Regions from separate parts of the Homo sapiens genome. Here all the other regions are linked to region 6. The links are chromatin loops, found by intact Hi-C in ENCODE. Cell type or tissue: PC-3. All regions are shown on one strand. Region 1 has its middle 170 kb from the start of CLCN4. Region 2 overlaps HCCS-DT (HCCS divergent transcript). Region 3 overlaps MID1 (midline 1). Region 4 overlaps ARHGAP6 (Rho GTPase activating protein 6). Region 5 has its middle 16 kb from the start of MID1. Region 6 overlaps CLCN4 (chloride voltage-gated channel 4). Region 7 has its middle 100 kb from the start of MID1.

Region 1 (4,000 bases), 140 kb before region 6:
CTTTCATTACATACATTCCTGTCCTTCAAATTCAGGGTAGAAAACTTTTCAGTCTCTGCCATTCTGTGACCCAAGAATTTTCCCAAGCATGATGGCTACTTCTGAAAGGGATCTTTCCCTCTTTTTCATCTTTTATATATTGAGACTTTCAAAACTCTGCTGAAATCCAGGAAAACAATCCTATTAGATGAAGGCCACAGCTGTTATCTTTACCAGGGGAGTGTACTCAGGTAGGGATCCCATTTTCAAATATGGCACATGTTTTAAATGGAATGAACCGTGAGCGAGCTCTACCTTCGTGGAGCTGCTGTTGGCTTGGCCTTTGGACTCACAGCGTATCATCCTGCTGTGCCCAAACCTAGCATTGGGCAGACTTTTTCCCCAAAAAAAATTTGGGTTGAGATTGGACAGCATTTCAAATTTCTGTAATGAGGGTCATTACACATTTTTAAGACTTGACTAGTCCCACTGCCTCCGGGTTGGCTGTTTAAAAACACAAAGGGTTGGCAGAGTTTAGGTGAGCTGCTCACATTTGGGGTTTTTACGTATAATTTTTAGACTTATGAAAGATAAAATAAGGTGCAAACCCCTTTCATAAAAGGCCCCATCTGCTGCAAGAAAAATTATTGTTATCATGTGTGAAAATTCAACTACATGGTTAAGGGGGAAATCAGAGCATAATCCAAAAGTAAAAAAGATCACGTTTCCCTAAATTCCATATCTCATTCTGTCTCCTCCGGTTCATTCCAGTATAAGATACACATAGCAGACCTTCAGCTCTCTGCACCTGTGGCACCAAATATAGCATTTGTTTGTAATCACAGAAAACTTGATTTTCATTCATTTAAAGCCCAGGGTAACCACGAACTTATGTGGGAGTTCAGAATGAAGCCAGAAATGCCCTAGGCCCACCCCCTGGAGAATCTGATTGGTCTGGGCTTTGGGCTTACTGGGAATTGCTTTCACCTGCCTCCATCCTCTAGTTGACGCTGACTCATGCTGCCAGCTAGCTCCGGGAGGGCATTGAAGCCAGCTAACGGGCGCCTGAGCTGTGACATCTTGGGGGCCTCTGCTCATTTGATGTTTCCAGTGCTAAAAGGTCTCGGCCTCACTGCTGGATTTACTCTTTTGACTCTCCCCAAGGGAAGGTGAAACAGTGACTCATGGCCAGCAGGATTTAAAACGACATTGACTCACAAATCTCAAAGTTAGTAGGTTTGTCGTAGTTCACAAATGCAGTCTGCATTTACGGTCATCTTCACAATATTTCTAATTGTGAAGAGCTGTTTTTCCGTCTCAATAAAATGCTAAGTGTCTAGAAATAGGTTCTGAGCAGCCTTTTCTTTTAGGAAAAAAAAGCGTAGTCTTAAATGGTACCACCATTTATCCAATTGCTCAAAACAGAAAGTTCATCCCCAACCTGCATGTCCAAGGAGTCCAAAGTTCTGTTGACCCAACATTTTCTTCTTATTTATTTGAGACAGGTTCTTACTCTGTCACCCAAGCCGAAGTGCAATGGCGTGAACAAAGCTTACTACAGCCTTGACCTCCTGGGCTCAAGCAATCCTCTCACCTCAGCCTACCGAGTAGTTGGGACTACAGGCATGTGCCACCACATCTTGCTAATTTTTGTATTTTTTGTGGAGATGGGGTCTATGTTGTCCAGGCTAGTCTCAAATTTCTGGGCTCAAGGAGTCCTCCCACGTTGGCCTCCCAAAGTGCTGAGATTACAGGCGTGAGCCACCGCATCCAGTCCCATTTTCTTCTTTATTGTGTTTATTAATTATTGAGTAGAAATTTTAAAAAACTACATGTTTTTAAAATCATTTCAAAATACATTCATGTGTTTGCATCACTGAATCAATTTCAGAAAATGAATGTTACCATTATTTTGTTCCCTATGTGCCTCACCCCAAATTCACTCCCTTTCTCAAGGTTTCTTAACCTCAGCACTACTAATCTTTGAGACCAGATAATTCTTTGCTGTACAGGCTGTCCTGTGCATTGTCAAATGTTCATCAGCGTCGTCCCTGGCTTCTACCCACTAGATGTCAGTAGCACCCTCTCCCCCAGTAGTAACCAGACATTGCCAAATGTCCACAGTAGTCTCCAGATATTGCCAAATGTCCACAGTAGTCTCCAGATATTGCCAAATGTCCACAGGAACCAAAATCACCCCTAGTTGAGAACCACTGCTCTAGAGGTAAATCCTATTCTGAATTTTGTGTTTGTCATTTCTTGCTTGTAGTTTTTATCACTTGTATTTGTGAAAATATTGTTTGGTTTTAAGTTTTTTGAAATTCTTATAAACTTAATTGTTAAGAAAAATGTACACACAACTTACAACTGACCTCGTGTCCTTTCAATGCCATACTGGAACATTACCCAACAGGCTAATCAAGGAGCATTAAATTCTCTAGATGACTATAATTCTCTTTATCTACTATTGACCAGGGCCCAGGCTCTGGAAAGTTACATGTTGACTTGCACATTTTTTTTCCAGTATAGATGAAATGTATTTCTGCTGGGTAGAGAAGATAACCCCAAAGGTTATTATTTTATTGCCCTGTGGGATATAACCAGTTTTGTCTCTTAACTTTGCAAATGCATTTCAGCCTTCTCGCGACTACATAAATCTCTGTTCCTCAAGTGGTCTTAGAAGCAGCTTTGCCATCCTGCTGGTTCTCTTTTGTGAATTGAATAATTTTTCCTTCTACACATTCCTCCCATAATTGTATGAGTCATGTATGAGAGGAATTTTTTGAAAATTAAACACAATCATCCTAATGTATGATTCTACAATTTACTTTTGTTAATACTATGTTCCTAAAATTCATGTATGCTGTTGAGTGTAGTTTTAGTTTATTAATTTTTATTGTAGTATAGTCTCCTATTGTGTGAATATATTGCAACTTTATTTATCTGTGCAATGTTGATGGATGTTTAGGTTGTAACCAGTTTTATTGCTGTTATAAATATACTGCTTTTTAATTCATGTTCATGTCTCTTGATATACAAGCCCAAGAATCTCTCAAGGGATTGTACTTTAGGATGGAACTTCTGAGTCATAGAGCATGTGTATCTTCAAGTTTTTGAGATAATGCAAACATATTTTCCCAAGAAAATGATCAAGTTTACAGCACCACCAACAGTGCAGAAGTGCATTATTGCTCCACTTCTTAAAATCTCGTAGGTATATATTAAATTAAAATTGTTCTGTCCTAGATTAATTTGTACTTCCCGATTATGATACAGTTGGCATATGTTCATATGTTGGTTGGTTTTTCTTCTGTGAAGTTCTTCCATAAATATTTTCTCTTTTGTTTCTATTGGATTATTTACCTCTTTCTTATTCACGTATAGGAGTTATTTTTATACACTGGATAATAATCCTTCTTCAATTTCTTGAGGTTCAAGTATCTTCTCCCAAATTTTGGGTTTTTATTTCACACACTATGTGGCAGCTTTTGCACCTTTCATGTTAAAATCCTGTTTTTATAATATATTTAAAGTGCATCTCTTATCTAGTCTGGCAATCTTTGCCTTTTAATTGGAATATTTAGACCATTTCACTTAATGGGATCATAAATATGGTTGGGTTTAAATCTAACTAGATTTCTATTTATTTTCTATTTGTCTCAATTTGTTATTTTTTTTTCTTTTCCTGCCTCACTTTATCTCCACAGTGAGCTTATTAGTCATTCCTCTTTTAGTTTTTTAGTGGTTACTCTTGGGTTTGTAATATGCATCTTTCACTTGTCCCACTCCACTTTAAATACCATCAAGACACTTCACAGATAGTGTGCCAACATTCACACAGGAGCCTTCTGGGTCCCCCTTCCTGTTCTTGTGCTGATGCTGCCATACATTTTATTTCTATGTAGGAGACAACTTGACTTGCAATACATTACTTTTTTTTTCTTTAAACGGTCAATTATCTGTTACAGAACTGTGGTTTTTTTTTTTCAAAGGAGAAAGCCTATTTTGTATTTACGCAAAT
Region 2 (4,000 bases), 910 kb before region 6:
GTAGAGATGGGGTTTCACCATGTTGGCCAGGCTGGTCTCAAACTCCTGACCTCAGGCGATCCGCCCACCTCGGCCTCTCAAAGTGCTGGGATTACAGGCGTGAGCCCCTGCGCCTGGCCTCATGCCTCTAATTTCTTTCTCCTGCATAGGCTAAGACTTTCCAGCAAAACGTTAAATAAAAGTGGCAGTAGACATTCCTAATTTTTGTGGAAAAGTGTCTAGTGTCTATCCATTAAGCATTTTGCGAACTTTTAGATTGGCATAAAGTTTTTTGTCATGTTTAAGAAGTATCCATATATCTCTATTTTGTTATGAGTGTTTTACAAAATCAGCAAGTAATTTAGTGAATGGGTTTTCATAGAAGATGATAAAGGGGCAGAGTTTCCCCTCTAGGTCAATGTAAACTGAGCCAGCACAAGCAGAGAGAGGAGTCCAGAGGCAGAAGTGACCATAGGAGCCTAAGTCCCTGAGGAGTAACATATAACTCAGGGAAACTTGATATTCCATGGACCATGGACTGGGAGATTCAAGTGAATAAGACCTTGGGGTCCAGGAGATGGGGAGGCCAGGCCTAACTGACAGAGGCTTATACTTTAAGGGTGAATTTATTAAACAAATATTATACAAAATACAATGAGCTGATAATAAAACATTCTTTGTTCTTAAATTTATATATGTGTGCTTGTGTGTACTAATACTGAGGCCCTTAAACCACTAAGATTTAGGATTCTTAAACAAAACAGATTAGGTAAAGTTTGCCTTCCAAAGCCAAGGGGAGAGGGGTGGCCAGGGAAGGAGAATGTTCTGGCTGGAAAGGAGACAAATTCTGAGTAAAGGAAGCTGAAGGACAAACACTTCTACTCAGGATTTAGCATTGGCAGGACTGTTTGGTGTGTAGGAATTTAGAACTGGGTCAGTATTATTTAAAGGACTACAAACCTGGTTTTAAATTTAAAAGGGGTGTGGGGGTGGAGCATGGCAGGTGGTGAACCAAAGGAATTTACTATGATCTGAAAAATAAGCTTAAGTACTAACTCCACTGTGGGCAGGGAGGCAAGAACCTTCCCTTTTTTGAGTTGAAGATAAGCCTCTTCAGTCTAAACTTTCCTAAATTCCACTTCTTCTTTTTCTATAAAACAAGGTGAAGTACTTTATGCTAGCTATCAAAAATCATTGACTGTATGTTGCATGAATTTATGAATTTATTATGCTAGAAAAGTGTTTCTTGGCTACTTCATATGTATATAAGCTTTCTCCCTCAACACAGTTTCTGCTTTTTATTTTTGGAATCTCACATAGCCTATATCTTGTTTTCAGAGTAGATACTATCACTGTGGGTGGCTGAGTTCTCATCTATATGCAACCAAGGCTAACTGGCTCTCTAGGTTACCTTGATGCCACCCACTGAGAGTCCTTTCTGGATTTAGTGATTTAGTGCTGCTTATTTTCACCTTCTCTCAGGATGGAGCCTCAGAATAGAGACCAGGTTGAAAATCAGTCTTTTACTTAGAACCATGAAAGCAGATACTACATCTTATCCGTCTATGACCTGGTGACCCAGAAGCCATTAATTTGACATTACCAACATACCTCCACACAAAGACTTTATAATCTTCAGTGTGAGAATTAAACAAACAAACAAACAAAAACTTAAAACAACTTTGGAGGGGAGAACGATAACCTAAATTTTAAGCATAAGAAAATCCCTAACAAAAAGATCCAACTAATTGCCACTGGGGGGCGATGGAAGTTCGTGAACTGCTCTGCTAATCCCTGAGGCAACTGAGCACTTTAGTTGGTTTATTTATTCAAAGCTGGAATTTGGACGTGTGACCCATCAAGCTCAGGGAAATTCCTGGATGAGGAACACAGTCCTGGGAGAAACCTACCAAAGATGGAATTAGCACCTTGGCGAACCGCCTTCAGCGCAAAGAACTTTCTTTCCTTGTGTGTCTTAAGAATTTACTTCAGTTCCCTTCTGTCTGAAGCAGAGGAAGCCAAGTTAAACTGTGAATAAGCACGACAACAAAGAAGAGTTCTTATTTATCACTACCTGCAAACACATGTAAGTGCACAGTTTAAACAGCATTCAGACATCTCACAGCCACTAGGATCAGAGTTTTGGTGTGAGTAGGCCTCAGTTGGTAACTTTCCTGAGGAAAGGAGGGAGGTTATAGAATTTATGTTAGGAAATTCTGAGTCATAGATAACACTTTAAGTGACAGTTAAGGAATCTAGTGAGAGGGACTTTGGACAGGTTTAGAAAAGTACCCTATGGAAACAAAGGAGGAAAAAAAAAGTATCTTCACTGCAAGAGTAATATTGCAGCCACTTGGTGGCGTGTTGTGGGCTTTATTTCTCCTTCCAGATTCCCTCGGTGGTGTCTGGAACCACTGGTAGGATAGGGGTCCTGGCACCAGACTTTGGCCAGCCCAGTCATCAGGCAATATCAATGTTAGGGGTCCCGTTGCTACTTCTACTTGGTCTTTTTTCCCTTCCCAAGATTGCCAATAAAGTGTCATCAGCAGCCGGGTGTGGTGGCTCATGCCCGCAATCCCAGCACTTTGGGAGGCTGAGGTGGGCAGATCACCTGAGGTCAGGAGTTCAAGATCAGCCTGGGCAAAATGGTGAAATCCCATCTCTACTAAAAAAAAAAAAAAAAAAATTAGCCAGGCGTGGTGGCATGCACCTGTAATCCCAGCTACTCGGGAGGCTGAGGTAGGAGACTCGCTTGAACCCAGGAGGTGGAGGTTGCAGTGAGCTGAGATAGCACCTCTGTACTCCAGCCTGGGTGACAGAGCGAGACTCCATCTCAAAAAAAAAAGTGTCATCAGCACAAGAATTTGTCCTGCTTCCACTCCAGGAAGGGCCAAAGGGGACAAAGAGATATGGAACTTAAAAAGCAAGTCTAGAATGCACTTTTGTGCATAAGACATAAATATATCCATGAAATCATGTTGCATCCCCTGTGTAACAGGCTCTCCATTTCAAAAGCCCTCCAACTTGGCATAGGGATGACCTAAGGGCTCTAAGATTGCAGCTAAGATAAGGACCCATGGATCCCAATGCTCAGTGCCCTATGTCCTCTGGAAGTTGCTGACACATGTTTCTGAGGGACACTCAGAAAACCTGGAAGCATGTTATATTAGTGAGCACATTTTGGATTTTGAGTGAGAAGTCCAGCTTGAGTTAACTTAAGCAGAAAAAGAAATTTTGGGATCACACTCTTAGGAAGTCTGGGGTGGGTAAAGCCTCAGGAAGGGCTGGATCCAGTCATTCTGCCTCTATCTCTTGGCCTGATGCCACTTAGTTTGAAGGCCTCTCTCCTAACTTCTTTAACATTTGGGGGAATTTGCTCTGACTGGGTCACATTCTTTCCCCTGAATCAATTACTGTGTCTGGGGAGGTGAGGCAATATGATTGGCTAGGTCTGGTGTGTTGTGATTGACAGCCCACCTGGGACCACCTGAAATGGGGGAGAGGATGTTCCTCAGAGGAAATGATGCTGAACAGACAAAAGCAGCATGAATCTCCAGGCAAATCATTTGTCTGTATGGACAGGAAGATCAACAAGCTGGAAACAGGAAGTAATCCATTAGCCAATAGTAAAATTAATCCCAATTGCTGTTTTGCTTCCTTAGATTCTAACATAGGCCTAATGAAAAAGCTCTGGATTCTTGTGTAAATAATTTGGGAAATGCCTCTACTAATTCAAAGAGGATCTTGGAACTGTTTTCTATTGACAAATGTCCATAAAGAGGAACCTGAGTTGTATTCACTTGCTTCTTTTATTCCTACAATAAGGAAAGCACCAGGAGTTCAATATTGAATGCTGAAATGAAAAGGAAACATTCTGTTTAATAATGAAAAGTACCAACAATTGCATTTGGGGCTAAAAGTCCCAAAATTATCCCTAGAAACCTCTTAAGGTCTACATATTATTTGCAAGGCTCCCTAATGCAAATGATCTGCTTTCTAAGTCAATCTTAGTCATATAAAA
Region 3 (4,000 bases), 430 kb before region 6:
TGAGATGGCAGTGTTATTGGCATGGGTTAATCCCTACTTTATTTGAGTTTCTCTTGGGGAAACCTGACTGTTGCATCCAGGCAGGGTGAGTCGAATTCACCAGCCAATTTGTCATCTCAGCCCGGCAGCTCCAGCTGGATTTACAGGGTTAACTATCAAACAGACCTGTGTGTCATCAGCTCAGCAATGAAATTGGATCTCTTTGCTGATGAGTGATCTGTCCCTAGGGCTGCACAAATGTTGTACACTGGTGTGGCAGCCCAGAAGAGACCCCTGCCTGCCACTGATAGCCAGAAATTCTGGGTAGCCAGAAATTGCCCGCAGAATTAGAAGGCTGTTTGCCTAGCTATAAGATTCAGAGGGGTTTGGGCTTCTGCCAGGTTGGCAGAAAAGGAACATTCCTGAAGCCACCACTTCAGGTGTAGAAGGATAGTATTCTTTGAGGGTTCCTAAGGCCACGGCTGAGTTAGGCCAAAGAAAAGTGTAAATCTGATTCACCTTGATCAGGAAGTAATTTTAAAATATGTGCCAACCTGTCTCTGCCCTCTGATCATAAACGGGAAACTTTTATGAACCTTCCTTGAGAAGGAATTTGCTCTGTTCCCAGGCAAAAGGAAAAGCATGGCCACCTGTTCTAGAAGCCTGGCCGAAAACAACAGGTTTGCCTGTGGCATTCCCGCAACTGCATATATCCTCCCCACATGGCAAGCCACCCATTGTCCCTACACACAAGAAGAACAAATAGTTCATTCTTGAGCTGGGGGAAAAATCAGATTCTCTAGGCAAAATTGCCTACTAGACATATTTTGTGTTTTTAACATCCTGATAACTTTAGAAAAAAAACTCTAAGGGAAGAAGGTGCATGATGTATTTCTGATCTACTAAAACAAAGTAAGTCACGTAGCTGCTAAATTCTTGCAAGGCCAGGATGCTGCTGTTTCAAGGAAGCCGTGAATCTGTTTGGTTAGCCCGTTCTGCATTCTTTAGATTGGAATTAAAATGCCCAAGGACATCTGGCTTAATAATGAAAGTCTTCGTATTAATCTTTCCTCTGAGGATTAGAAAGTCCTTTACAAACACGATCTATTTATTCTCTGCCACATCCCCAGGAGAGAATGAGGTGGCAATTTGATCCTCATTGAACAAATGGTGAGACGAAGGCAGAGAAAGGTTAAGTATAAAGAGACACAGCAAGTTAGGGGCAAGTCTGGGGATGAATACTCACCCACCCAGAAAGACTACCTGTGCAGGTTTAGGATCTCAAATGGCATTCTAGGGATTAAAACAGAATCTCTCTTACGACATTCTTTTTCTTATCATTCTGTAACTGGCAAGTATATTGTGTCCCAAGTATGTTGTATGGTTTCCTTCATTTGAAAGTCCAGACTCTTAACAGTTCAAAAGGCAGTTCTGTTCTCATTTCTCCCAACATTGAGATCAGGCAGCTTTTATGAAATCTAATAGAAAGATACAGTAACTAACTGGAATTTTAAATATGCATCTGAGAAATGTTCCCTTTCAACAGATGTTTTAAGTTTTTGCACATGGTTTATAGAGCTCAGTGTCTTCAACATATGTTAAAATTTTAATTTCTTCTCTGCTATCTCTCTTTCAGCAAATGTTATAATCATAAGACTTGCTGTCAGTTTAAAGATCCTTGTTGGTCATTTTGAAATAATTTTTTTGAGTCATGTTTTTAGTTCGCTTGGCTGTAGACCGCATAGGCTACAAGCAAATCCGTTAATTGGTAGTTGCATGTTATCCACAGACATTCCAGCAAGTTTTAAGGCTAAGTGCATATGTGGATGTCTCCTGGCTTTGATCGTTTGTGTGGTAAATAGACATCCAAGGTAGCTATGGCAACCTGGGCTGTGCGTTGGTGAAAGGAGGGGATTTAGTTACTGGACAAAGAGTAATTTGTTTGATTAGAAAAAGGTAGGGGCAAATCAGGACATTTTTAACCCACATGATTTGAGGATCCCAGTTCAATCAAATCATTTGGATTTTTCTCAATAGGCAAAAAGAAGTAATGGCTAAGCGCACCAGAGTATCTTGCAGACGTAATTTAATTATTTTTAAACAAGTGGTTGCTACTTTCCAAAAGCAATTTATACAATGAAAAGGAAGTACAATATATCATATAAATATCATCAATATCCCTATTGTACTAAGTATGAACGTTTTTATTTTCAGAACTTGATGGGACTTTGAAAGACCAGGATCTGATTAGAGGTGTGCATTTCAGTTATCTACCTGCAGGGGTCAGGCTTGAAGTTCCCGTGGTCGGAAGATCAGGCAGCGGACTTCACTGCAGGGAGCCCGAGGCAGAGTCAGAGAGAATTGCTCTGCTTATTTGGAACAATTAGTTAGCGATTCTTTAATCTTGTGACCAAAGCTACTATGAAAATGAGTTCATTCAAGGAAGAGAATATCAAATACGCTGTGATTAAAGAAAGGGCGATAAAGCCAGGTCAAACAGCAATCTAATCTCCGTTTACATGTAAGGCAGTTTATCGGGAAGATTCTGGCTCATTATCAATTCCTTTGATTTCACACAAAAGTGAGCTCAGCGGTTTTGTTCTAGAAATTTGTTTGCCCAGTTTTATGAGCTGGCATGTTATAAAAATTTCTTTAAACTAAAAAGGACACAATATTAGGGAGCCATCTGGATCCGAAATATTTTTCCCCCTCTGGAGGAAAATATTCCATTGACACAAGATCAGGATGGTTAATGGCCTCCAGGAGGTCAGGTGATAGTAGGAGCACAGAAAATTGAGGCGCAGAACAAAATGCCAAGAGGGGACTTTCCTGAAAAAACAAACCAGACCAAAGAAAATAACTTACCTGCTTTGCGCTATGAAAGAGAGGTTCTGAGTAAACATGGAAGAGGTGCTGATCATTTGTAGTACAAGTGGATGTTGAAGGTCTTATATTCAGTCCAGTGTTTATGATGAATATAATATAAAGGCTGTCCTTCCTTTCTTATATCATTCAATGACATTTACTGAGCACTCACAGAATTAATATATTCTGCCACATTATACGTGATTATTAATGTGCCAGGGCACTTTCTGGGTTCCAAATATGACTTTGGTAAGGCCCCTGCCCTCAAAGAACTTTTGATCTGGTGTACAATTTATTGTACCAGTAGCATAATGTAGGTTTTTCCATGGTCAAAATGGATGCTCATTAATATCTATATTTGTATGGGTAGGGATCCACTTGAAAAACTGATGGTATCCAAAACCTTACTGAACTTAGGAGACTTGAGAAGTGATTTGTAATTGTGAAATTTAGTTGATTTTTAGCCCACATGTCCATTTGTAGAAATTTATGACTTCTTACATAAAGCAGATTTCTCATAATTATTAAATAGTAATTTATTTTTCTCAATAGAGAAAAGTAACTCATAGGTAGTCCCCAATCTAGGAATACTTTATGTTTTAGGAGTTTGTTGTTTGAAACCCAGAGCATTTTCCAGCGAAAAATAATCAATCTGATTAATGTGAGATCAAGTTCTGTGTTTTGAGGACATGCCACTGTGTTATACAGGATGGAAACAGAAGGAGAAAGAATTGGCATACTTTTGGTAATAGGCCAGTCATGGCAATATTTGAAATAGGAAGTTCGTACTAGTTTTCACCTTTCTTTCTCCATCCTTCTGATGTCTTCTGGTCTCACTGGGGCATCTCCCCCAGGCCTGTCCTAATATATAGTGAATTCATAATTGTTCATCTTCCCACCCTTCCCTTCCCCACCTCCAAACCACTCTCCTGTTTCCTTTAGTCAATGGTCTCTACCACATGGCAGGAAAGAAGTAATATGGGTGAGCCAAAGCTCATGACTCTTATCCCTTTAACCCTTAGGATGAATCTTTAATTGGGGAAATTTCAAGCAGTGGAGCCTGGAGCTACAAAACACATGATTTTCCTTTCAGGGACAATATTTGGGGGCAGGGCCATGCCTTTGGCAGACAGAACTTGCTGGTGTGTCTGCCCGT
Region 4 (4,000 bases), 950 kb before region 6:
GGAACGATTGGGTGATCACCAAGTCAGCCTTTCCTGCATTGATGGTAGGAGAATATGCATAGTGGCTGGCCTGCCTTCTGGCATGGAATGGGGTACTTGAGATTCAAGTAACTTCATTGATGCAATAGAAACATGAAAACATTATAATTTGTATCTCTCCTGGATTACAGATTGCATTGAACAAGAAGGGAATGCTTCTTTCACCTTCTGGATTCTGAAAAGTTTTCCCAGCCATGTAGAGGGGCCCTTTCCTGAAACACAAATTGGTGGCAAAGCCAATTATTAATATAGTCTGACGTCTCAGCTAACCTGTCAGAGTCTAGGCATATGAATTGAGCCGATAATCAAAAAGCATTTGTCTTTTTTTGTTTTGCTGGGAAGGTTGTTTTCTTCAGGTAGCAGCAGCTAAGAGCATACTGTGCTGTTTCAGTTTTAGAAGTCCGGGGGGACGTCGTAGAAGTGGGAAGGAAATAACAGGATTTGAATCCCCAGCAAGGATTCTACAAACTGATTCCATTTCTTGGGCTTTCTCTCTGGCTTCCAGGTTCCTCTGGAGACATTTTTGAAAGCAGCTCCCTAAGAGCGGGGCCCTGCTCCCTTTCTCAAGGGAACCTGTCCCCAAATTGGCCTCGGTGGCAGGGGAGCCCCGCAGAGCTGGACAGCGACACGCAGGGGGCTCGGAGGACTCAGGCCGCAGCCCCCGCGACGGAGGGCAGGGCCCACCCTGCGGTGTCGCGCGCCTGCAGCACGCCCCACGTCCAGGTGGCAGGGAAAGCCGAGCGGCCCACGGCCAGGTCGGAGCAGTACTTGACCCTGAGCGGCGCCCACGACCTCAGCGAGAGTGAGCTGGATGTGGCCGGGCTGCAGAGCCGGGCCACACCTCAGTGCCAAAGACCCCATGGGAGTGGGAGGGATGACAAGCGGCCCCCGCCTCCATACCCGGGCCCAGGGAAGCCCGCGGCAGCGGCAGCCTGGATCCAGGGGCCCCCGGAAGGCGTGGAGACACCCACGGACCAGGGAGGCCAAGCAGCCGAGCGAGAGCAGCAGGTCACGCAGAAAAAACTGAGCAGCGCCAACTCCCTGCCAGCGGGCGAGCAGGACAGTCCGCGCCTGGGGGACGCTGGCTGGCTCGACTGGCAGAGAGAGCGCTGGCAGATCTGGGAGCTCCTGTCGACCGACAACCCCGATGCCCTGCCCGAGACGCTGGTCTGAGCCCGCACCCAGCCGAGCCCCCCCTGCCCCGAGCCCCCCGCCCTCCAGCCCAGGGGGGACCGTGGGTGGTGGCCACTGGCACACTTAGTGTTCTTCTTTCACACTTCTCAAAAGTGACACAAGAGAAATCCAGTTCACCTACAGAGGTAGAGCACTCACGCCCCCGCCATTGAGAATAAGGTTCCATTGCGTAGCCAGCCTTAGGAAAAACAAACAGAACCCAAACCAGATGGCAATGTCCAATCTAAAAACGTCCCTCTTGGCTCTATAATATAAGATACAACTCTTGCTTGGTATAGCCTAACCGTATTTATGTGTCTTCGGTTTTGACTATTGTGTATTCTGTAACAGATTATGTATAATCATATATGATATATTCACAAAGAGAAAACAAAAGGAACTTTTAAAAAAAAAATCACTTCACTTATATTAAGCAATGAGATATACTAAACAATGAGATTCTATAGAATGTTCTAGAATGTGCACAAGCGGGTTTCTGTGCTTTTGCCATAGCTTTATAACTGGGGATAACCCTTCCTTCGATACCAAACACTAACAAGAGGAAGCAGAATATGAGAAGCCATATTTTTACATAGGAGTCAGATACAAAAAGAAAAATCACTGAATGCTTTTAGATATTGAATACGTTTTCAGGAAAATGCTAAATCTGATAGATTACGAAATATATTTTTAGAACTTGTTTAGAAAGGATTCAGTTAACCAAACAAGAAAAAGGCAGTGCCTCACAAAGAAATTAAGAAGTTGTCCGTCCCACGTTACATCAAATTCAGTTTTATATAGGCCATATATAATATATATTTATAATGTATAATTTTTATGTATTTTTCAAAACTACAAACTGGAATCCAACTATAAAGTGTTTAAGAATCTACACAGAATATTCAAATTATAGAACATGTTTTTTCCCTTTGCCCCATAATCAGTATTTGCCAAATTACATGCAATTCCTTAAAAACTAAATCACATTTGGTAAAAGGCCTACAGCTTTGTACTTACATTGTGCCAAAGGCTGAGGAAATGTTTTCTTTCGTAATTTTATGTGTATTGTAAAATGTTCTACCGTACTTTAGTAGTTTGAAGTTTTTCAAGTGCATAACTATTTTTGACCAGCAGATGGCGATACGCTTCAGTATTTTATGCAATTTTTTTTCACTTCTGAAGGGAAAGTGTATTATAAAAAAAGATTTTTTTTTTTTTTATAAAACATGCTACTCTTAATTTTCATGTTGGTGATGAAATTCCCAGTGGTGTTTCTTAAGGTTCTATCTTGTGCCATGATGAATAAAAAGTTAAGCAAAGGCTTTGTTTCCTGGCTTTAAATCTCTTGAATGAATTTGCATCACATTTCAGACATATTCTTCACTATCCACAGATCCAAGTGTAATAAATCATGGCAATTCTATGCATATACATATATAGCAAAAAAGCTGGTTTAAAAATATCAGATGGCTTTGGGACATCAACTCAGTGACACCAAAGCATTTAGAAATGTATAATAATTTGTTGCAAGTAAAGGCTGATTTCCTCGACTGTTGAAGAGGTGGTTTTCTACAGGACTGAAACTCAGGTTTCCTGAGTTTCCTGAACTGTGTTGGGCAGCTGTTGCCCAACGCAATTCCTGTTAAGCTACACCTGCTCTGTGGGCCTTAGATGCCTAATTTGCTTCAGGGCCGAAATAATAAAAGCTAGAAGTGGCATGTGGTATTTCTTATTTGGGAATGGTTTGAGATAGCTTCAGGCTCTGCCATCCGGTCCAGCACTTCCACCACTGGCTGGGACTCAGGGAGGATTTGCCTGCAGACCTCTGGTTCTTCCTGACTGCCCACACTCAGCCAAAAGTTGTCAACAAGATCCAGAGGAAATGCTGCTTGGTTGTGGATCGCAGGTGGCTTTTCTGTGCCACCTACTCTCATCCTACTCCTGCTGATGCTACTTCCCTGGCTTTGAATTTGACCATGATCTGATCAGTTCTTTCCCTCCTTCCTAGATTGGATGGCCTGATAAATGCGACTCTCTTTCTACCATGTTCTTGCTAGAGTAGTCCTATTTTTAAAAAAACATCCAGATCAAATGGCCCTGAAGTTGATGCCTGTGTCAGAAAAGGTCACGAAAAGTATGTCCATCTGTTAATAGATCTAAAATAAGCAGTCCAGAAAACAGGACTCACAATATCTTTTACATATATCTCAATATTCACTCTCCCTCTCTTTGTACATTTAAGCTTAGGGGCCATGTCTTTAGCTTAGTGAGTTACAGCTTGTTTCTTTTTCTCTTTTGAGATGGAGTCTTGCTCTCTCACCCAGGCTGGAGTGTAGTGCTATGATCTGTGCTCACTGCAACTTCTGCCTCCTGGGCTTAAGCGATTCTCCTGCCTCAGCCTCCTGAGTAGCTGGGATTACAGGCGCACAACACCATGCCCGGCTAATTTTTGTATTTTAGTAGAGATAGGGTTTCCCCATGTTGGCTGGGCTGGTCTCGAACTCCTGACCTGAGGTGATCCACCCGCCTCGGCCTCCCAAAGTGTTGGGATTACAGGTGTGAGCCACCGTGCCGGGCCTTGTTTCTTAAATGCCTTTATCATATTGAAAATAAGCAGTTTAAAAAAAATCGTACATGAAACCCAAAGACCTGAGGGAAATTATCCTTTCTAATACCTTATAAATGATATAATACCTGACAAGAAAAAAATAAAAAACTCTTTCAAGCTGGCCAAAATGCCTTTAAAAGGCTGTTCAAGTCACTCATTCCCCATGAACAGACAGCTTCA
Region 5 (4,000 bases), 450 kb before region 6:
ATCTGATCCTTCCTCTGGAAGCTTCATCTCAGAGGGGCACCCAGCTGTATGAGGTGTCAGTTGGCCCTTACTGGGATGTGTCTCCCAGTTAGGCTACTTGGGGGTCAGGGACCCACTTGAGGAGGCAGTCTGTCTGTTCTCAGATCTCAAACTCCATGCTGGGAGAAGCACTACTCTCTTCAAAGCTGTCAGACAGGGACATTTAAGTCTGCAGAAGTTTCTGCTGCCTTTTGTTCAGCTATGCCCTGACCCCAGAGGTGGAGTCTACAGAGGCAGGCAGGCCTCCTTGAGCTGCAGTGGGCTCCACCCAGTTTGAGCTTCCTGGCAGCTTTGTTCACCTTCTCAAGCCTCAGCAATGGCGGACGCCCCTCCCTCCACCTCGCTGCCACCTTGCAGTTCGATCTCAGATTGCTGTGCTAGCAGTGAGCCAGGCTCTGTGGGTGTGGGACCCTCCGAGCCATGCGCAGGATATAATCTCCTGGTGTGCCGTTTGCTAAGGCCATTGGAAAAGCACAGTATTAGGGTGGGAGTGTCCCGATTTTCCAGTTGCTGTCTGTCACGGCTTCCCTTTTCTAGGAAAGGGAATTCCCCAACCCCTTGTGCTTCCCAGGTGAGGCAACGCCCTGCCCTGCTCTGTGGGCTGCACCCACTGTCTGACAAGCCCCAATGAGATGAACCTGGTACCTCAGTTGGAATATGCTGGGAGCTGCAGACTGGAGCTGTTCCTATTCAGCCATCTTGGATGACAAGGCCAATATCCTACTGTTATTAAACTTTTCTTCTGCCAGAGAACTTTGTCCATCTTTTCCCACTTCCCGAGTGTATTTGCCGACATTACTCTCTGTACTTTTTTTAAAAAAGAAACTCTTGATTTTGGAACATTTTAAGATTTACAGAAAGTTGCAAAGGTAGTACAGAGAGTTCCTGCATGCCTTTCCCCCAGCCTCCCCTGTTATGAACATCTTACCTAATGGTGGCACATTTGTCCAGACTAAGAAGTTCATCTGTACATTACTATTAATTCCTTGTACTTCCAAATAGCTGCTGTCTCTTTTTCAGGCATTAATTAGGAGCCCAGATAATTCTAATGTTGATATTTGATTGAACCAGGATACTTCCTTGTGAATAAGAAGTGGGCTCTATAAATTCAACATTGTACACACAAGTTATCATAGGTCTTTCTTTCTTTCTTTTTTTTTTTTTTAGATGGAGTCTTGCTCTGTCACCCAGGCTGGAGTACAGTGGTGCAATCTCGGCTCACTCCAACCTCTGCCTCCTGGGTTCAAGCGATTGTCCTGCCTCAGCTTCCTGAGTAGCTGGGATTACAGGCGTGCACCACCATGCCTGGCTAATTTTTGTATTTTTAGTAGAGATGGAGTTTCACCATGTTGGTCAGGCTGGTCTTGAACTCCTGATACCATAGATCTTTTGTAGGGTCCATGTGGTCCTAACAAAATTCCATCACCTCTGGCAGGCCCAGAGAACTGCTGGTTAATTACTAAAAAAAAAAATACATAAAGCAGACTCCTATTGAAACCAATTTAAAATATGTGTTTGAGTATTCACAAACTTACCCTCACTGTGTTTGAAACCTTCAAGTTTTTTTTGGTGAACACAGAATATCTGTTTTTGAACAAAACATTCTAACCTGATGTGTAAATGTGATATGCTCATAGAAAGGGAGCTGAAGATTGCAGCACTCTTTTGGACATGATATTTGATACAAGTTAGATTATAAGACTCAAGATTTTGAAAAGGGCCCCTTGGAAACTTCCCAGATGAGATGGTTCAATGGGGAACATACCAGATGGAATGTATAGGCCTCTGTCCTAAACAGATGTTGTACAGCTGGGAAAGCTGTGACAAGAAAATGCACCCCAAATGCTTCTGATGGACAGATCTCTGTGCACACATGCACACACACACACACACACACACACAGCGTTTTAAGAATCAAAATATTCAGATTGCTTAAAAATTAGAATTTCAGGTGTCAGTCACCAGTGGTGTATATATATATATATATATATATATATATATATCCCCATTGTTGGAATGGCCCAGTTTGTCAGCATCAAATCCATAGTCCATCTGTGATTGCCCTTGAAACTGATGAATTCACTTCAATTCCAACCTAATCAATTCTGAACTAGTGCCTTGAAGTCATTTAAATAGTAACTTCCTTTGCACAAAATCTTAAGACCGTGGAGAGTGGAGGTCAAGAGAACACTAGTAAGGTGGCCTCTGACTTCTTGAGCTTTTGACATTCAGCCACCAGAGGCTGCTCTGAGACCATTATCCTCTTTTCACTCCGGGTCCAAATCCCAACGGTGAAACCTGTAAGGACTGATTTTGTTTCCATTGCTTTGAATTTTCCTTCCTCAATGCAGTTCCCTGGAGGTCTGCTGTTTGGAGAAGATGATTAATTATAGTTAAAGAGGAACAGCTGAAAGAAGAAAAAAACTACAGATTACTGTTTTGCCCTCCTCTCTATTTTTAAACTCTTAATCTTGTTCTGTTTCTTTTAAATAAAAGAAAATTGGTCAGGGTGGAAAGAGAAAGTGCTTTCTTACTGGCACTGGCTAATTTTTCTTCATTTTTCCCCTCTGTGTTGCTGGATTTTCAAAGAACATTTCTGAAGGGTTTTAAATCTTTATTCCACAATACTTACTTCCACATGGTTTCTATTCTTCCAGATTTTGCCAGCATTTTATAGTTGCTTTCATGCTGTTCCCTCTGTTTTATGTTTTTAAATCTTTGCCTTTCTCCTTTCTCTCTATCTAACAAAGCAAATCCAAAATTAAATGGAATATCTATAGTTAGGTAAGAAGGATTAAAAATGGTTTTGTTGCCTCTAACATATTTTGTAGTCTGGGACAACTAAGCACTGATTTAAATTGTTAACTGAAGAATGAAACCAGTTTCTTCATGTGACATTGCTTTCAATCTTCACGAGTGAAGACATGACTGTGACAGACAATGACCAGCCTGTCAAAAATAAGTGTTTTTATGTTATTGTTACATACACCACCCTAATTATTATACTTCCATATTTATGAAAGTAAGTTACTATGTAAAGAACTTAAGTTCTAAAGCCATGGCAAATACTAAATTAATAGTTTTGCAGCAGACAAAGTAATCAATGTGTAAATGACCTGGAGAATTTCAGCATGACAATTCTTTCATTCTAGACTTATTCTTTTTTTTTCTTAGTAAAATTCCATGTCTGATTGGAAAAGGTATAATTTAAATGTATGCATTCTTATAGAAGGCATATAGAAAACATGCTCATTTTCTACAGATTACAGAAAAATCAATTGAGTTGCAAGGAAAATGAATACTTATTTTATTAATTTCTATTTGCAGTAAAAGATGGAAATGTAAAGATTTCCTTTTGCTCTGAAAAGGAATTCTTGAGATACCATGAAACATTCCTAAGTGGTATCATATTCATAGAGTGGAACTATCATTAGAAGCATTTGAAATGTTTGGTATTTCACCTCAAGTGTAATCATAATGGTAAAGATTCTTAATATTGGTGACTAAAGTAGGATACATGTGGGTTTATATTTTCAGGTAGAATACTGGCAGCTACAGTATGTCAACTGGAGCATATTTCACCAAATGCCTTGACAAAGATGGAATGACAATGAAATTGCTAGATCTCTTCTCTGGGGCAGGTTATGCTTTTCAACTTGCCCCTACTAAGGAGAGTACCAGAAGCCATTTGCCCATGAGTAATACCTTATTAAACCATCATGATTTAATGTGGCATATTTTTCTCTCAATTTGCATGCCTGACAGTCGACTTCCTGAATATCACATTCGAGCTGAGCCACAGAAGAAAAATAGACCCACTGAAGTAGCATTAGGTCAGCTTCGCGGGATGCATTAGCAACCTGTCTGAACAAAGACGGGGGACTCAGGCGCAGAAAATCATAACGTGGCCCCAGGCCCTGGGAGGTGGCCCCATTGCCTTGCAAATGTATCGCATGACTCA
Region 6 (4,000 bases):
ATCCTGTCTCTACAAAAAAAAAAAAAAAAAAAAAAAAAAAATTAACCAGATATGGTGGCACGCGCCTATAGTCCCAGCTACTCAGGAGGCTGAGGCAGGCAGATTGCTCAAGCCCAGTCTGTAACGAACCATGATCGCGCCAGAACCAGACCCTGTCTCAAAAAAACCAATTCTATTCCTAGGCATATACCCAAGAGAAATGAAAACATCCATGCACACAAACACTTGAACAAAAATGTTCATAGCAGCATTCTTCAAAATAGTCACAAAGTAGAAAGAACTCAAATATCCATCAATGGATAAGTGGATAAACAACGTGTGGTCTATCCATACAATGGAATTGTACTTGGTAGTGAAAAGGAATGAAGTACTGACACGTGCTACAACATGGACAAACTTTGAACATATTATGCTGAGTAGAATAAGTTAATCACAAAGACCACATATTGTATGATTCCATTTATATGAAATGCCCAGAATAGGCAAATCCATAGAGACAGAAAGCAGGTTAACAGTGGCCTAGGGCTGGAAGGGGGATGGTTGGGGAGCAGGGGCTTGATAGCTACAGGGTATAATGATTCTTTTGGGCATGATAAAATTATTCTAAAATCGACCACGGTGATGGTTGTACAACTCTGTGATACATTAAAAACCACTGAATTGTATACTTTAAATGGGTGAATTATATGGAATGTGAGTTATATTTCAATAAAGCTTTACATACATACATATATACATCCATAGAGCAGGTGAGGGAGGTGAGGCTTACAGAGAGAGGGATGTAATTTTATTGTTTTTTAAATTTTAAATATCAGACAGGTTTGAAATTTTTAAACATGCAATTCAATAATGAAAGACTTGATTCCAAATATACAAATATATATAATTAGTCTAATTAAGTTAGAGATATCATTAGCTATTTCCTGATTTATTCTTTCATTTTAAAATGGACACATAAGATTGTATGTTGTAATCATATACAACATGATGTTTTGAAGTACATATACCTTGTGGAATGGTGAAAACTATTTCCTGATTTAAAGTTGGAAACTGAAACCCAGTGAAAAGAAATCCTACATGCTCAAAGTATTTTCTCTAGATCATGAAATCCTGGATGCAAGCTTGGTTCCGCTTAATGCTAGTTTGCAGAGTCAGCTAAGTAAACACTGCCCCCTAGCAACAGCACGCAAGAACCATAATATTTAGTATTTCATGAGGTCTTTCCACAGGGTCCGGTAATGTCAAATTTAGAACTATCCACAGTTCTTTGTTTTTCCACAGGAAAAACAAAGGCAAAGAGCTCATTATCTTGATTTTTTAACTTTTTAAAACTGACACATAATAATTGTGTATATCAATGTCATGTTTTGATCTATGTATACATTATAGAAAGACTTGATCGAGCTAATTAAAGATCCGATCATGCCGTTATTTTAATGGCAAAAACCACAATTACCTTCGCACCAACCGAATCACCTCCCCAGTTTATTTTTGTGGTGAGATTATTAAAGTCTACTCTTTTAGCAATTTTGAAATATACAATACATGATCATTAATTGTGGTCACCATGCAGTGCGACCGCTCACTAAAGCTTATTCCTCCAGTCTAACTGAAACTTACGCCCTCTGATCAACATCTCTTTCCCCATCCTGTCCCCACCCCTCCCTCTAGCAGCCACCTTTCTACTCTGTTTCTATGACACTGGTTTTATTTTTTTGGACTCCACAGATAAGTGACATCGTGCAGTATTTGAAGAAGAAGGTGAAGAAGATGGGAGGGTCCTGCAGATATCCAGGGGCAAACAGGATGATCACCCCAAGTTTCATCATTATTCATTCATTCACAACCCCCCTACTGCACACCCAATCTTCCTTGCTGATTCTGGTTCTGACTGCGCTTCAGCAGGCCTCAGCTTTCTTTCGTGGTCCAACAGTGACACCTAGCGGTGACTTCTGATAAGCACATGCGGAGATGCTGTGGGCCTACCCATGAGGGGAGTCCGAAGACAACAGCCACTGAGGGGACAGCCGGCCAGGCAGTGAGACCCCAGGTCCTCTCCACTGTTAGTCCAGCGAGGAAGGGGGAAGTGAGTGGGACGTGGCTCTCTGGCTGTCCCTTCAAAGTGCATCCAAATCAAAAGAACACTGTAGTCCCTTCATTTTCAGCATCACCCCATTCTCACCCTCCCATGTATTCCCCTGCTGACGTGCGCATGGGCTCTCCTTTGGCCAGTGGTGCTCACCCCTGGCTGCACATTACAATCACAGAGGGGAGGGGCAGGCTGTATTCAAGCTAGAGGTCCTCTCCAGAGATACTGTTTAAGTGAAGCCAGGGCAGCAGCATATTGTTTTTAATTCCCCCTCGTGAAAGAGCTGATGGAAATCAAGTGGATAATAAAGCCAGCTGGTCAAAATCAGATTAAAGTCAGCCCAGTTGGGCTCCTAGGTCAGTCAATGAATCTAAGCTGTGCCGTTATCAGAACATCTATTCCTGTTCTGAGTTTCTTCATTTACCCTATTTATTTCTCCTTCCTACGAGCCAAGAAAAATGACACACTATAAGGTTTTATCAATCTACTCTAAATAAGGACATCAAAATTCATAGCAAACTCCCACCTGGCCCACCTTCAAAGGCCTTTATAGAAGCAGTCAAGCAAAATTGGTCGTCCAATCCCTTGTGACAATGAAGTCTAATTTCCTGCCCTGGCTGCTGCCAGTACATGACGGGAAATGCCACTGGTAAAGGAAGGACAGGCTTGGAGAAACGGACAGACAGCATCTGTGACTAGTAGGAAAGAACTCCCCCTCTGAGCATTCCTCTTAGCTCTTTACGGAATGCTGAGGCAGGTGAGGGAGGTAGAGCCCTTCCCTGGCAACCAAGCCCCTCCTCCGATGAGCTAGGGAATAAATCAAGATCACCTGGAAACTGAAAGCCCCTGGAATCACAAAACTCTATCTGTGCCCCATTTGTGTTCTGTCCTTCTTAGACCACTTACTACATATATTCTGCCTGTGTTCTAGTCAATTCCCTGATCTGTTCTCTAACCATAACTATTATGTTGTTATATGCAGGGGATTTTTATTAAGGAAACCTCTTCGTCATGCCAAATTTTTTATTCTTAGACATTAACCTTCACAATCTCCTAAAAGGACATAAGTTTCAGGAAACTATTTCCCGGAAGGGCTGGTGCGTTTGATATTAAAAAGACGTGTTTCCCCTCCAGATAGCATCCATTTACTCTGGAAACATCTACTGCTCGCAAACACGGTGTTGGGATTCTAAAAAGGAAAGATGCAGAGTTCCTGAGGGTCAGGATGATGGAGGCCCCTGGGCCTGCCTCAGCTCCCGTGGGTGTCTAGCATGGTGCTGACTGTTGCAGGATGTTTCCAGTTCATCCCAGAGCCTACCAGTAGTAGCAAAAGGCAATCTCATATGACATTTTGTTATTGAAGATAAAACAGTCCCTGATTTTGTTGTCATCTACATAATCAAGAATAACCGAATATAAAATGTGTGCTTGGCTGGGCTCAGTGGCTCACACCTGTAATCCCAACACTTTGGCTGAGGCAGGAGGATGGCTTGAGCCCAGGAGTTTGAGACCAGCCTGAGCAACACAGTGAGACCCCATCTCTATGAAAAAATAACAAAAATTAGCTGAGCATGGTGGCGCATGCCTGTGGTCCTGGCTACTCAGGAGGCTGAGGTGGGAGGATTGTTCAACCCCGGGAGGTGGAGGCTGCAGTGAACTGGCATCATTCCACTGCCCTCCAGCCTGGGCAATGGAACAAGACCGTTTCCAAAAAAAATGTGTGTTTTCAGTCAAATCCGGTATAGTAAGAAAACTCTGCTCTGTGTGGAAAGGCTACCAGCTCTATCGTCACAGCTCTTCAGAAGCCTGTGCCTGAGCTCATGCCTTGGGCATGCCTTATTGATGATGGATTTTAGGTTAAATATACAGCCATGCATTTTGCCCTTAGATATTTCAAGTAATAAATCCCTC
Region 7 (4,000 bases), 530 kb before region 6:
AAACAGTAAAACCACAAGGTGGGCCAGATGGCAAAAAGGAAAAGCTCATCTATTTATTTTATTTATCTTTCTATTTTTCCAAAGAGAAATAAGTACTTAAAAATCTACTTGAAAGTCCCAGCTCAAGTGACACCCCATCCAAGAGGCATTTAGAGTTTTTTCCGGTTGGGAAAGATCTTGCCCTCATCCTCTAAACTACAGAGAATCCAGGTCTCTTTTATTGAATTACTATAGTCAGCTGCATATGCTATAATCAATTCTCATCATTCCCATACATGTCTTCTCTCCTTTCTTAGATTATAAGCTCCTTCAAGATGAACATCATACTTTAGATAGACATCACTGGCTTCCCTGGAAAACCCAGCATCTTACTCTGACAACACTCAAAAACAACATGCTGAGGCCCAATGGCTCACACCCATAATTCCAACACTTTGGGAGGCTGAGGCAGATAGATCATTTGAGCCCAGGAGTTTGAGACCAGCCTGGGCAACAAGGTGAAATCCCGTCTCTACAAAATACAAAAAATTACCGGGTGTGGTGGTGCGTGCCTATAGCCCCAGCTACTCGGGAAGCTGAGGTGGCTGATGCTTGAACCCGGTAGGTTGAGGCTGCAGTGAGCCGAGATAATACCACTGCACTCCAGCCTGGGCAACAGAGAGAGACCCTGTCTCAACAAAATAAATGAATAACAATAAACAGATGTTTCCCTAATATCTTACAGAGTAAGATGCCACTGAAGATGGTCCAGCCAACAGTATGCTTTTGACTAGAAGTGCAATTAGCATGCAATACATGGCTACAGTCTCCTTTTACTGCCCTTTAGTTATTTTTTAGCTACTTTAAGTTACAGATGGTTTAAATATTTCGGCTGCGGATCCAGAACTGGTAAATGAAGTAAGAAACTACATCTTTAGCTGGGCGCGGTGGCTCACGCCTGTAATCCCAGCACTTTGGGAGGTCGAGGCAGGCGGATCACGAGGTCAGGAGATCGAGACCACGGTGAAACCACGTCTCTACTAAAAATACAAAAAAATTAGCCGGGCGCGGTGGCGGGCGCCTGTAGTCCCAGCTACTCCGGAGGCTGAGGCAGGAGAATGGCGTGAACCCGGGAGGCGGAGCTTGCAGTGAGCGGAGATCGCGCCACTGCACTCCAGCCTGGGCGGCAGAGCGAGACTCCGTCTCAAAAATAAGAAACTACACCTTTAGTGAAATAGTGCAGTTTTCCTGAACTTCCTGAAATGACATTTTAAAAATCGATATTTGGCCTTACTATGCATTTCTAAGGAGCCAAGGCATGTCAGTGTGGTGTGTACTTTTTGTGACAAATTCCTTTTATGATTCTTAATAGCAAAATTACAGAATGTCATATGGGGGCTCAGCCTCATAGCATCTTTCATTCTTGAGTGAGGCTTGTTTATGCAAGTCTGCAAGAGGGGAGCTCTACAAAAGGAAAATGGGAAGGCAAAGTCGGCCCTGGAAAAATTCAGCCGCTGGAAATGTGGTCTTGTCCAGATAGTGAGAAAATAATTGTCTCCAGGTTTGATGAAGGGTTTATAGCGCTAACATTTTAGGATGAAATACAGCTGGTTTCAGATTCCACTGTCAACTCAGAATCAAGCTAATTTCATGTGGTTTGGGGTTTTGTAACTACTTTTTTGCAGAGTACTTCTCGGAACTTTTTGTTCCAGAAACACCCTTGACATCCCTCCACCAGCACCTAAAATTACTTCAGGCCCAGTAGAAAACTCACTGGGTAGCATTACTGACTCTTCCCAGCAGAGGGCACCATTATACCTCCATCGGTACTGGACGTACCCATAACTTCAGCAAAGAGGTTCTTTAAATTCTCAACCATGAGACACAACCTCTCTGATAAGAAAAAATAGTAATAATAACAAACCTAGCAAGAAAAAGATACTTAAACTTTCTAGAGGCAGCAGCTTCTGCAGTTCCGACCGGGGCTCCCAATGTCAGCAATTGCAAGAGAGGATTCTGCCCGGAAACTTAAATTTCAGGACATGATTTGGCTTGGGTTTCTGATGGCCTCGTCTCCCTTTGTTCTTGGCCATTTCCTGAGCTAGTTCTTCAGTCATCTCAGAAATTTCTGCTGATATCATAAACACACACATCCATAAACTAGTCTGTGATAAAATACATTTCAATTTTCCTCTTGAAGGCCGATATTCATTAACCCAGCAATTTAAATGACGGGATGTTTCTCAACCAGGGAAGGTATTTTTTGTAGCTTTCATCACTGGTTTGGTTGGGGAGAAACGATTGACTAATTCCTATTTGTCTTAGATTTTTGCTTTCCCCCACTGGAATGGCCATTTTTGCCCTTGGGGACTATTTAAAGTTGTAATATCTCTAGATGATTTATAACAAGTAAGTAGCCAGCATTGCTAAATATCCAGGCACATCTCATATCCTTAGATGCATTTTTGAGACTCAAATTTCAATAATTTGCCGTGTCTTTATAATATCAACATGCACACCAGTAGAATAAGGTAGTGGGGGAGATTGTTTTACACAGAAAAAGAAAATGTTAGAACTAGAAGAAGCTTTAGAGAAATTTATGTCTCCTGTCTCCCAACCTCTGGATAAGTAGCATCATCTATTAAGTGATTTTTTTTTTTGCAGCCATATGCTTGCTTTTAAAATTATACTTAGCATAGGATAACATAAAAATGCTTTTTCTAATCACACATTCATTCAGAGATATAAGGAGATGGCCAAAGAACTATGTTGGTGGCAGTTTGGAAATATTTCTACACATAATCTCCCAAAAAGCAAGCCTGTACCCTGCAGAAGAAGGTCGTCTTCTTCTTTCTTTTCTTCTCTTTTTGTAGTGACAGTAATCTTGCTATGTTGCCCAGCCTGGTCTTAAACTCCTGGCCTCAAGCGATCTTCCCACCTCAGCCTCTCAAATATCTGGGATTATAGGCACAAGCCACCATGCTTGGCTGTATTCTTTATTGAGTGCAAAACTAATGATTTAGCTTTAATTTTCAGAAAGTTTTTTTTTTTTTTTTAGATTTAAATCCCTTTTGCCCGAGAAAACAATTATTGGTTTTTGCTAGCATCATTTGTTAAGGAAGTTTTTTGCCCCCACAATCCTCACATTCCAGATTGTACTGTAGGTGGGAGAAATTTGATTCTGTGTTTTCGGCACAGAATGACCATAGAAAATACTTATTGATAGTTGAATGTTACTGAAACATTAGCAAAGAATGCTGTGTCTTTAGATCTGATAAGTGAGAAACCCACAAAATTACACTTTATATGAATTTATCTGAGTTTGCAACATCCAAACCTCTTAAATCTGTTATTCCTCAGCTTCTTTGGTCCTTTGGAATCCAAAGGACCCAAAGGATACAGTATTGTATTAATTACTCTTTAATTCACACTAGAGAAAGTTGACCTCTAGTTCTGATTACATACAGAGAAATATATCTATTCACATACACACATATGTATGGAAAATATTCTGTTTAACACAAGAAAACCCCTTAACACCCAACTTCATTTTTCTTTATTTATTTTTCTTTTTTTTATTATACTTTAAGTTTTAGGGTACATATGCACCACGGGCAGGTTTGTTACATATGTATACATGTGCCATGTTGGCGTGCTGCACCCATTAACTCGTCATTTAACATTAGGTATATCTCCTAATGCTATCCCTCCCGCCTCCCCCCACCCCACAACAGGCCCTGGTGTGTGATGTTCCCCTTCCTGTGTCCATGTGTTCTCATTGTTCAATTCCCACCTATGAGTGAGAACATGCGGTGTTCGGTTTTTTGTCCTTGCGATAGTTTGCTGAGAATGATGGTTTCCAGCTTCATCCATGTCCCTACAAAGGACATGAACTCATCATTTTTTATGGCTGCATAGTATTCCATGGTGTATATGTGCCACATTTTCTTAATCCAGTCTATCATTGTTGGACATTTGGGTTGGTTCCAAGTCTTTGCTATTGTGAATAGTGCCGCAATAA

What was found. Peaks named below come from ENCODE experiments on the same cell type or tissue, not always from the same donor. Only the 100,000 strongest peaks of a DNase experiment are listed, where the experiment ranks them.
Region 1: it touches region 6 in a loop (23-fold over the local background); 35 of 110 quality-filtered maps call a loop at or near these places.
Region 2: it touches region 6 in a loop (5-fold over the local background); 32 of 110 quality-filtered maps call a loop at or near these places.
Region 3: a loop joins it to region 6, with 17 times the contacts of the local background. A loop is called at or near these places in 62 of 110 quality-filtered maps.
Region 4: a loop joins it to region 6, with 36 times the contacts of the local background. A loop is called at or near these places in 69 of 110 quality-filtered maps.
Region 5: it touches region 6 in a loop (16-fold over the local background); 65 of 110 quality-filtered maps call a loop at or near these places.
Region 7: it touches region 6 in a loop (21-fold over the local background); 79 of 110 quality-filtered maps call a loop at or near these places.

What each region holds. Positions count from the first base shown.
Region 1 is chrX:10,324,870-10,328,869 of GRCh38, reverse strand. No RefSeq gene overlaps it. Among named protein-coding and RNA genes, the nearest start is that of CLCN4, 170 kb to the right of the region's middle. In PC-3, a CTCF peak has its summit at 2,028 (motif pointing right); no DNase peak of the experiment used is centred here.
Region 2 is chrX:11,098,696-11,102,695 of GRCh38, reverse strand. The region is part of intron 2 of HCCS-DT (HCCS divergent transcript); the gene reads left to right. Among named protein-coding and RNA genes, the nearest start is that of HCCS-DT, 10 kb to the left of the region's middle. In PC-3, a CTCF peak has its summit at 1,722 (motif pointing right); a DNase peak (open chromatin) is centred at 1,775; H3K27ac peaks cover 398 bases.
Region 3 is chrX:10,614,386-10,618,385 of GRCh38, reverse strand. The region is part of intron 1 of MID1 (midline 1); the gene reads left to right. Among named protein-coding and RNA genes, the nearest start is that of MID1, 4.2 kb to the left of the region's middle. In PC-3, CTCF peaks have their summits at 290, 2,055 and 2,257 (motif pointing right); a DNase peak (open chromatin) is centred at 115; H3K4me3 peaks cover 2,628 bases; H3K27ac peaks cover 1,845 bases.
Region 4 is chrX:11,136,075-11,140,074 of GRCh38, reverse strand. ARHGAP6 (Rho GTPase activating protein 6) reads left to right here. Exons shown (of 13, transcript NM_013427.3): 13 at 545-2,531. The coding sequence ends at 1,212. Among named protein-coding and RNA genes, the nearest start is that of HCCS, 27 kb to the right of the region's middle. In PC-3, a CTCF peak has its summit at 2,330 (motif pointing right); no DNase peak of the experiment used is centred here.
Region 5 is chrX:10,634,828-10,638,827 of GRCh38, reverse strand. It overlaps a transcript of MID1 not described here. Among named protein-coding and RNA genes, the nearest start is that of MID1, 16 kb to the right of the region's middle. RefSeq lists an enhancer at 3,461-4,000. In PC-3, a CTCF peak has its summit at 2,275 (motif pointing right); DNase peaks (open chromatin) are centred at 2,297 and 3,887; H3K4me3 peaks cover 1,665 bases; H3K27ac peaks cover 1,655 bases.
Region 6 is chrX:10,187,734-10,191,733 of GRCh38, reverse strand. All of the region lies in intron 4 of CLCN4 (chloride voltage-gated channel 4), which reads right to left. Among named protein-coding and RNA genes, the nearest start is that of CLCN4, 33 kb to the right of the region's middle. RefSeq lists a silencer at 1,854-1,983. In PC-3, CTCF peaks have their summits at 1,176 and 1,935 (motif pointing left); DNase peaks (open chromatin) are centred at 1,153 and 1,933; H3K27ac peaks cover 1,603 bases.
Region 7 is chrX:10,720,755-10,724,754 of GRCh38, reverse strand. It overlaps a transcript of MID1 not described here. Among named protein-coding and RNA genes, the nearest start is that of MID1, 100 kb to the right of the region's middle. RefSeq lists a silencer at 1,632-1,926. In PC-3, CTCF peaks have their summits at 1,582 and 1,781 (motif pointing right); no DNase peak of the experiment used is centred here.